Regions from separate parts of the Homo sapiens genome. Here region 1 is linked to region 2. Evidence: read pairs that join two places in POLR2A ChIA-PET (ENCODE). Cell type or tissue: PC-9. All regions are shown on one strand. Links, peaks and the distances in the headings refer to the core of each region. The heading gives the core; the rest is flanking DNA. Region 1 has its middle 6.5 kb from the start of SHROOM3-AS1. Region 2 overlaps LOC101928864 (a long non-coding RNA gene).

Region 1 (4,397 bases), core at 283-4,282, 340 kb after region 2:
TGCAACCTCTCTCTCCCAGGTTCAAGCCATTCTCCTGCCTCAGCCTCTCAAGTAGCTGGCATTACAAGCATGCACCACCATGCCCAGCTAATTTTTGTATTTTTAGTAGAGATGGGGTTTCACCATGTCAGGCTGGTCTCAAACTCCTGACCTCAAGGGACCTGCCCGCCTCAGCCTCCCAAAGTGCTGGGATTACAGGGATTACAGACGTAAGCCACTGCAACTGGCCCATAACTTATTTTTCTAAAAAAAAAATGTGTACATGTATATTCTGGATACTGTAAAATAAATTTCTTGCTAATGGGTCTTAGTTCATAAATGTTGACAGCCAGTGGCTTAGGAGTTGGTGGTGGATAATTCAGGCTTTGTTTTTTGTTTTTTGTTTTGAGACAAGGTCTCATTCTGTTGTGGAGTTCAGTAGCATGATCTCAGCTCACTGCAACCTTCACCTCCTGAGCTCAAGCAATCCTCCCACCTCAGCCTCCCAAGTAGCTGGGACTATAGGTACATGCCACCACAGCTGGATAATTTTTGTATTTTTTGTAGAGTCGGGGTTTTGCCATGTTGCCCAGGCTGGTCTTGAACTCCTGAGCTCAAGCAATCTGTCCACCTTAGCCTCCCAAAGTGCTGGGATTAAAGGCGTGAGCCACCACGCCAGGCCTTTTATTATTTTTTTCCCCTAATAGTGCAGAGGCACTATAACCAATGTTTGATAGAAGTGAATTGCACCTGGCCTCAAAGATCATTAACCAGCTTAACGAATTTTTGGTGTCCTATGTAGTGGAAGAAAAGAAGTGTGGGAGTTAACAAAATGAGCACAAATTCTTCCCTTCCCTGCTCTCTTGCCCTTGCAGTGTGATTGCAGCTCCACCTATCATGAGATGGACTTTATTTCTCGATCTCTGGAATCTGGGCCGAGCTTGTGACTTACTTTGATCAATGGAACAGGTAGCAAATATGACACAAGCAGAAACTTGAAAAGTCCTAGCACATTAGGGCTTGCCTACTCTTCCTACTCTTGAGAATCCCGTAACAACCACCTTATTTATAAGCCTCAGCAAGCCTGCTGGAGAACGAGTGACACGTGGCCCTGTTACCCCACTGCCCTAGCTGACAGCCAGCACCAACCACCAGACATGTGAGTGAGGCCATCCTAGGCTAAGTGCCCTCAGCTGACCCACTGATGAATTGCAAACACATGAGCAAACCCAGCTGGGATCAGCCAGGCCTGGCCCAGATCAGAAGAACCAGCCACTTGACCTGCAGACTTGTGAGTAACAATACGTGACTGTTGTTTTAAGCTACAAAGTTTCAGGATGGTTAGTTATTGCATCAAAAGCTAACTGATACAAGGAAAATGGGAATGGAAATGGAAGTTAAAAGAGGAAATAGATGAAGGCCAGGCACCCTGGCTCACACCTGTAATCCCAGCACTTTGGGAAGCGGAGGTGGGTGGATCACTTGAGGTCAGGAGTTCGAGACCCACCCTGGCCAACATGGCGAAACCCTGTCTCTACTAAAAATACGAAAAATAGCCGGGCATGGTGGCGCACACCTATAATCCCAGCTACTCAGGAGGCTGAGGCATGAGAATAGCTTGAACCCAGGAGGCGGAAGTTGCAGTGAGTCGAGATCATACCACTGCACTCCAGCCTGGATGACAGAGCAAGACTGACTCAAAAAAAGAAAAAAAAAAAAAAAGAAAAGATAAATGAAACAGATGTGAAAACGGAAGTTACAGTGAAATGAGAGGCTGTTGGCAATATTTATCCCTTCTCTCCAGGCCTACAGGGAGGCTGAATTCTTCGTCCTGCAGAACAGTAGGTCCATTCCTGAATCTCAGGGATGGTATTTCAAAGCCTAGCTCAATGTCTAACTTGTAGAATTATCCTCAGTAAATATTTGTTGAATAAATCAATGGCTTGGAGATAATTTCTTCCCTTTGAATTGTAAGATAAAGCTTGGAAATTGGCTAGCAGCTTCCAGTCTCCATGTTGTATACATTTGTGATTGACATAGTTTGGATATTTGTCCCCCCAAATCTCATGTTGAAATGCAATCCCCAGTGTTAGATGTGGGGCCTGATGGGAGGTGTTTGGGTCATGAAGGTAGATCCTGCATGGCTTGTCCTTGCAATAGTGAGTTCTCAGGAGATCTGGTTATGTAAAAGTGTGGCACCTCCCCCCATCACACTCCCACTCTCACCATGTGACACACCCATTCCTGCTTCACCTTCTCCCATGAGTAAATGCTCCCTGAGGCCTCCCCCGAAGCTGAGCAGATGCTGGTGCCATGCTCGTACAGCCTGCAGAAATTGAGCCAATTACACCTCTTTTCTTTATAAATTACCCAGCCTCAGGTATTCCTTTCTAGCAATGCAAGAATGGCCTAACACAGTGGTATTAATAGGAGCGTGGCTATGTATGGGATGCATGATTAAAAGTTCCACAGCAGGCACTGCTGTTTAGTCAACCCAATATCCTTTCCTAAACTCCCATTTCCTTGTCATGTTTTACTACAGAGGCTTGGAAAAGTTAATATTCCATTTTCCAGACTCCCTTGCAGCTAACAATGGCCAAATGATGAAGATCAATGAGATATAAATGAAAGTCTGCTGGAATGTTGCTGGAAAAAAATTTGCTTTTCTAATAAAAGCAGCTCTGGGGCTGGGCATGGTAGCTCACACCGGTAATCCCAGTGCTTTGGGAGGCAGAAGGAGGAGGATCACTTAAGGCCAGGAGTTTGAGACCAGCTTGTGCAACATAGTGAGTCCCCCGTCTTTATAAATACAAAAAAAATTAGCCAGGTGCGTGGTACACACCTCATACTTCTGGCTACTTGGGAAGCTGAGACAGGAGGATCACTTGAGCCCAGGAGTTTGAAATTGCAATGAGCTATGATTGCTTCGTTGCACTTCAGCCTGGGTAACAGAGTAAAACTCTGTCAAAAGAAAAAAGAGAAGAGAAGAGAGAAAAGACACTCTGGTTGGCATTGCCTACACTGCTCCTTTTCTACCTACTTTGAATGCAGATGTGATGCCTATAGCTGTTTGGATCAGCAGCAGCCATCCTTTGATGATAAGGGAAAGTCCAGAAAAATCACGGAGAACTTGGCTTTGATCATTGGGAATTCTGCAAAGTCTGCCGTGTCACATTTGCTGATTTCCCAATGGCTCAGAGTTAATATAGCAGAGGACCAAAGAAGGGTGTCGATACCAGGAAATGTGATTCACTGGAGCCATTAATATAACAATATACCACTACCTTCCTCAAGACACTTTATTTCCATCTGTTGAAAAATTGCTGTAGTATCCTCTTTTTATTAGAATAAGACATTGGACTTATCTGCCAAAAACTGTAACAAATACACAAATCTATGATGCCTAAAATGTGAACAGTACCTTCTCAGATGGCATTGTGGTGCAGTGCACAGCCTGCACAACCATACCTAGTGGCTGTAGTAAATCTTATCAGCCTACTTTAATTATGTGTTGAGGACTGGGTTCAAGTTTTATGTCTTTTTGGTGCTTCACACTTAATACCATGCCTACCATTTTATAAAAATGTGTCTTCTGTCACTTTCTATAAATTTCATTTATCTATAACAGAGCCCCTCTAAACAGTATTTATTACAGCGAGATCTCCAGACCACCTGCATAAAAATCACCTAAAGAACTTGATAAATGCAGATTCCTGGGCCCCACCCCAGACTTACTGGCCTAAAAGGTAAAGCTTCAACTTCTTAGCATGGTATCTGATATGGTTTGGCTCTATGTCCCCACCCAAATCTCATCTTGAATTGTAATCCCCACGTGTCAAGGGAGGGACCTAGTGGGAAGTGATGAGATCATGGAGGCAGTTTCCCCCATGCTGTTCTCCTGATAGTGAGTTCTGATGAGATCTGAGGGTTTTATAAGTGCTGGTTTCCCCTGCTCTTCTCTCCTTCCTGCTGCCTTGTGAAAAAGGTACTTGCTTCTCCTTTGCCTTCTGCCATGTTTGTAAGTTTCCTGAGGCCTCCCCAGCTATGCGGAGGCCTGACTCATTAACTGTGAGTCAATCAAACCTCTTTCCTTTATAAATTACCCAGTCTCAGGTATTTCATTATAGCAGTGTGAAAACAGATTAATACAGTGTATTAGTCTGTTTGTGCTGCTATAACAAAAACACTGTAGACTGGGTAACTGATAAACAGAAATTTATAGCTCACAGTTCTGAGGGCTGGAAAGTCCAAGATCAAGGTGGAAGCAGATTTGGTGACTGGTAAGGGTTTGTTCTCTGCCTTATAGATAGTGCCTGGTTGCTACATCCTCACATGGTGGAAGGGGTAAATGAGCTGCCTTCAGCTTCTTTTATAAAGGCACTCATCCCATTCATGAGAACTGAGCCTGACTTCCCAAA
Region 2 (4,397 bases), core at 88-4,087:
GAGCCCTTTATCCACGTTAGTCCACTTATCTCTTTAAGATTAAAGGAAAGCAATCATTAAAAATACAGATCCAGTAATTATTAATACAGCATCCTCTTTTTTAAACACCTCATTTTAAGAATGATGATATTCTTAGGAAATGGGCTGGGGGATTATGTAGGTTTTCTCTGTTTACTTTGCAGAATTTTTTGTTTGTTAATATATCTTTTAAAAAAAAATTCTCCTCATTCTATTTGTCCTTATCACATTGGCTTACCTTGCCGGAGCTGAAAGTGTTATTTATGAAAAAGACATTATTCCCCTTAGGCTAATCAGGCTTTACCCATTAGCCTTTCCTGAGCTTTCTGGAAGGCAAATTTCCTGTATCATGCACACATACAAAATAAGGAAATCAGAAACTTGGCAGCCCCCAAGAACTTCCAGACAATTTAAGATACTTGGTTTTCTACAGCATGTGGTAGGGGTGCAGTGGGGTTGGGTGATACTGTCACCAATAACCCCATGAAAGCCTGATGTGCAGCCCATTGTCCTCAGTGACATGTGAGACTGAAACTAAAAGGTGCTCACAGAATGGGTAATAAGCAGGGAGTGCCCACACAGAAACACTGACTACATTCAGTGAATCCCTGACTCCTGACAAGTGTGCTGCAAACCTGCTCACACTTAAGCTTCTACCTTGAAAATAGGGCACTCTCATGGGACAGTTGCAGTGCTTCCCTAAATGACTTAGACTTCCCTGAACTTCATAAGGCATCAAAATTGCTACAATTTTCCAAATATCATCTTTCTCCTCAAAGATATGGTTTTTGACAATAAATCCTAGCTTTTTATTCAATCGAAATTTAGTGAATACACACTGAGTGCCAGGCATGCTACTAGGCACCAGGAATACAAAAATACATAAATAAAACAAGGCCCCAGCATATACCCTGGTATGTCTGAGGTGTAGGGCAAAAGCACTGGCCATGGATCAAACTGGCTTTGTGTCTCAGCTTTCCTACTCATTAGAAATGGTGCCTTGAATACCCTGAATAATTCCCATGGTCTTGAGCCTCAGCTTTCTAAACTGAGGAAAACAAAAAGCCAGAGGTAGTTGTGTCTGCTTCATATGTGATGACTGAATACAAACATTTGTGAAAGCAACTAGCTATATATTTCTAGGCTGCACCATGTTGTGACTTCATGAAGGGAAAGGAAGGGATCATCCCTAACCTCATCAAAGAAGTCTGGTGGAAAGCAGCCCTGAAAGGAAAGAACCTGAGGATAAGGATACGTAAAGCTGACATGAGGCCATACTCCCCCTCCCCGTCTACTCACTATTGCTGGGTCCCTGCCTGGGCTGTTTTCTGTCATTAGGCTGAGCACAGTGGTTCATACCTGGAATCCCGGCACTTTGGGAGGCTGAGGTGGGAGGATCACTTGAGCCCAGGAGTTCAAGACCAGCCTGGGCAACATAGCGAGACTTCATCTCTACAAAAAATTTTAAAAATTATCTGGGCGTGGTGGCATGCACCCGTAGTCCCAGCTACATGTGAGCCTGAGACAAGAAGATTGCTTGAGCCTGGGAGGTCTATGCTACAGTGAGCCATGATCATGTCACTGCACTCTGGCCTGGGCAACAGAGCAAAACCCTGTCTCAAAAAAAAAAAAAAAAGTGGTTTGCAGCCCCAAACTTCCTGCTTAGATAAGTCTTGCTTCACAGAACCTGCAATGGAGACAGGAATGCCTCTCTGAGGAAGAGAAACAGGGAAGGTATAGCATAGTAGCATAGGGTGCTATCTTGAAGTAATGCAGATTTTTCAACCAAGAGCTCATTTTTAAATCAGAACCTGGAAGAATGAGATGATTTATATAGCAGATGATTAATCTCTGTCTTCAAGCAATCAGCAGAATAAGTCAGTGAAACATCTCATATATTCTCCTTTCTGATTTTCCCACAAACAAGACCATCTCAAATTTGAAATCAACATTTTACAATCCATTTACTATATATTTTGTTGCTTTTGTTGTTAATGCTAGAAGCATGCCCTGTTTTTTTGGAAGAGTGTTTATGCAAGGGTTGGCCATATTCATAAACATTCATAGTGTTTATCTACGTAGGGTTGGCTTTGGAATTGTGGAAATTATCCACACTGTAGACACCATCTGAATGACTACAGCAAGAGGACCAGTTTTTCCAGCCAGCCACTTTAGTCCCTCCCAGTTCTACTAGCCTGCAAGAGAGTAGCCTTGTAGGAACTATCTCTGCAACCTGAGAACTTGAGAACTAAATGCTCGGTTGACTCTGAAGCCCGACTCAGTACTTTGTTATCCAGTGCTCTCTCTTTTACACGAATAATCAACTGAAATAAATGAAGTAGCTTTGACATAATGTGAAAAGCCTGGCAAAGGAGAGTGAACTGAGAATTCGGCAATGCCTGAAATCAGAACTAATCATCTCAAAATCATCTTAAAATATATTTTAAGTGGCTCAGGCTACATTCTGGTACATTGTACATGATTCTTTATGTAACACATTTTTCTTTCATGGTTTGTTTCAAGAACCATGACCTAACTCAGAGATTTCCTGTCTTTCCTTGACATCACAGTGCTATATGAAGTTGACACTGTCAGCAAAGAGTAACTTAGGATACATCTGTTGAATGTATCATCTTATTTCCAAAAGAAGTTTTACTGTCTGTGAGAGTCATGATCTCTTTTTTTATCTCAAATGAAAAGGCAATTGATGTTTAAAGTGATATGGATAAGTGGTATAAGCTTAAAATTTGCTTCTGTTAACATTTTAAAGTGTTTTCAAAATGAAATTTTTTTTTTAACTTTAAAAAGAAAGACTGCTGTTGAAACCCTGTCTCTACTAAAAATACAAAAATTAGCTGGGTGTGGTGGCACACACCTGTAGTCCCAGCTACTTGGGAGGCTGAGACAGGAGAATCACTTGAACCTGGGAAGTGGAGGTTGCAGTGAGCCAAGATCACGCCACTGCACTCCAGCCTGGTGACAGAGCGAGACTCCGTCTCAGAAAAAAAGAAAGACTGCTTTATATCAAAGATCCTCAGGTCTGTTTAATTACGTATATTTTTATGTTTTCAACCACATTCTGAATAAGAAATTGTGGCTACATGCAGAAGTAGAACCAGATTTAAGGTAGTACATTTGAAGCTTTACTATTTGGAGGGGCTCTCTCTAGGAAAAAAAGAATTTACAAATACAAAATTAGATATGAAAGTGAATACTTATTTAAAACGAGACAATTCAAGACAAAGTGTAAATTTTAAACAGTTGTTACATACTGACTGCTTCGGCTATCTACTGCTGTACAATGAATCACCCAAAACTTAGTGACTCAAAACAACAATAATTTTATTATCATCACCCACAGGTCTGGGGCGTTGCTTGAACTCAGCTGGGCAGCCCTTGCTCAGGGTTTCTTATGAAGTTGTAATCAGATGGTAACTGCGGCTGGCATCATCTTGCTGCCACTCACGTGTCTGGAGTTGTTGCTGACTGTGGGCTGGGACCTCTGCTGAGGCTGGTGGCTGGAACATTTATATGTGACCACTCCACGTGGTCTTTCCATTTCCTCATGGCATGGTGGCAGGGCCTGAAGAAAATCAGGTGAACACTGTGTCTCCTTTTACAAACCAGCCTTGGCAGTCAGATAGCATCTATATTAATTTCACACTGATGGTCTAGGAAATTACCACAAATTTAGGGATTTAAAACAACAAATGTTTATCATATTACAGTTCTGGAGGTCAGAAGTTCAAAATGGGTCTCACTGGGCTAAAATCAAGGTGTCAGCAGGGCTGCAGTCCTTCTGAAGGCTCTAGAGAGTATTCATTTTCTTGCCTTTTCCACCATCTAGAGGCCACCTGCGTTCCTTGGCTTGTGGCTCTTCCTCCATCTTTAAAGCCGGCATCATGGCATCTCCAGATCTCTCTTGACTCTGACTCTTCTGCCTCCCACTTCCAGCTATAAGGACCTTAGTGATTACATTGGGCCCACCTGAATAGTCCAGTATAGTCTCACCATCTCAACGTCAGCTGGTGCTTGCTTCAGCATCACATATATTAAAATTGTTTTTTTGTTGTTTTTTTTGTGTGTGGGGGGGGTTGTTTGTTGTTTGTTTGTTTGTTTTGAGATGGAGTCTTACTCTGTCACCCAGGCTGGAGTGCAGTGGCACGATCTCGGCTCACTGCAACCTCTGCCTCCTGGGTTCAAGGGATTCTCCTGCCTCAGCCTCCCAAGTAGCTGGGATTATAGGTGTGCACCACCACGCCCAGCTAATTTTTGTATTTTTGGCAGAGACAGGGTTTTGCCCTCTTGGCCAGGCTGGTCTTGAACTCCTGACTTCAGGTGATCTGCCCGCTTCAGCCTCCCAAAGTACTGAGATTACA

Evidence for each region. ChIA-PET counts read pairs that join two places held together with the same protein. Peaks named below come from ENCODE experiments on the same cell type or tissue, not always from the same donor. Only the 100,000 strongest peaks of a DNase experiment are listed, where the experiment ranks them.
Region 1: POLR2A ChIA-PET joins it to region 2 with 5 read pairs; 2 of 35 experiments call an interaction of 5 or more read pairs at or near these places.

What each region holds. Positions count from the first base shown.
Region 1 is chr4:76,806,725-76,811,121 of GRCh38, reverse strand. No RefSeq gene overlaps it. Among named protein-coding and RNA genes, the nearest start is that of SHROOM3-AS1, 6.5 kb to the right of the region's middle. In PC-9, for the core only: no CTCF peak of the experiment used is centred there; no DNase peak of the experiment used is centred there.
Region 2 is chr4:77,150,441-77,154,837 of GRCh38, reverse strand. It overlaps LOC101928864 (a long non-coding RNA gene), which reads left to right. Exons shown (of 2, transcript XR_244659.5): 2 at 1-84. Among named protein-coding and RNA genes, the nearest start is that of CCNG2, 4.6 kb to the left of the region's middle. RefSeq lists a silencer at 415-484 and an enhancer at 2,195-2,244. In PC-9, for the core only: no CTCF peak of the experiment used is centred there; a DNase peak (open chromatin) is centred at 2,207; H3K4me3 peaks cover 410 bases; H3K27ac peaks cover 1,172 bases.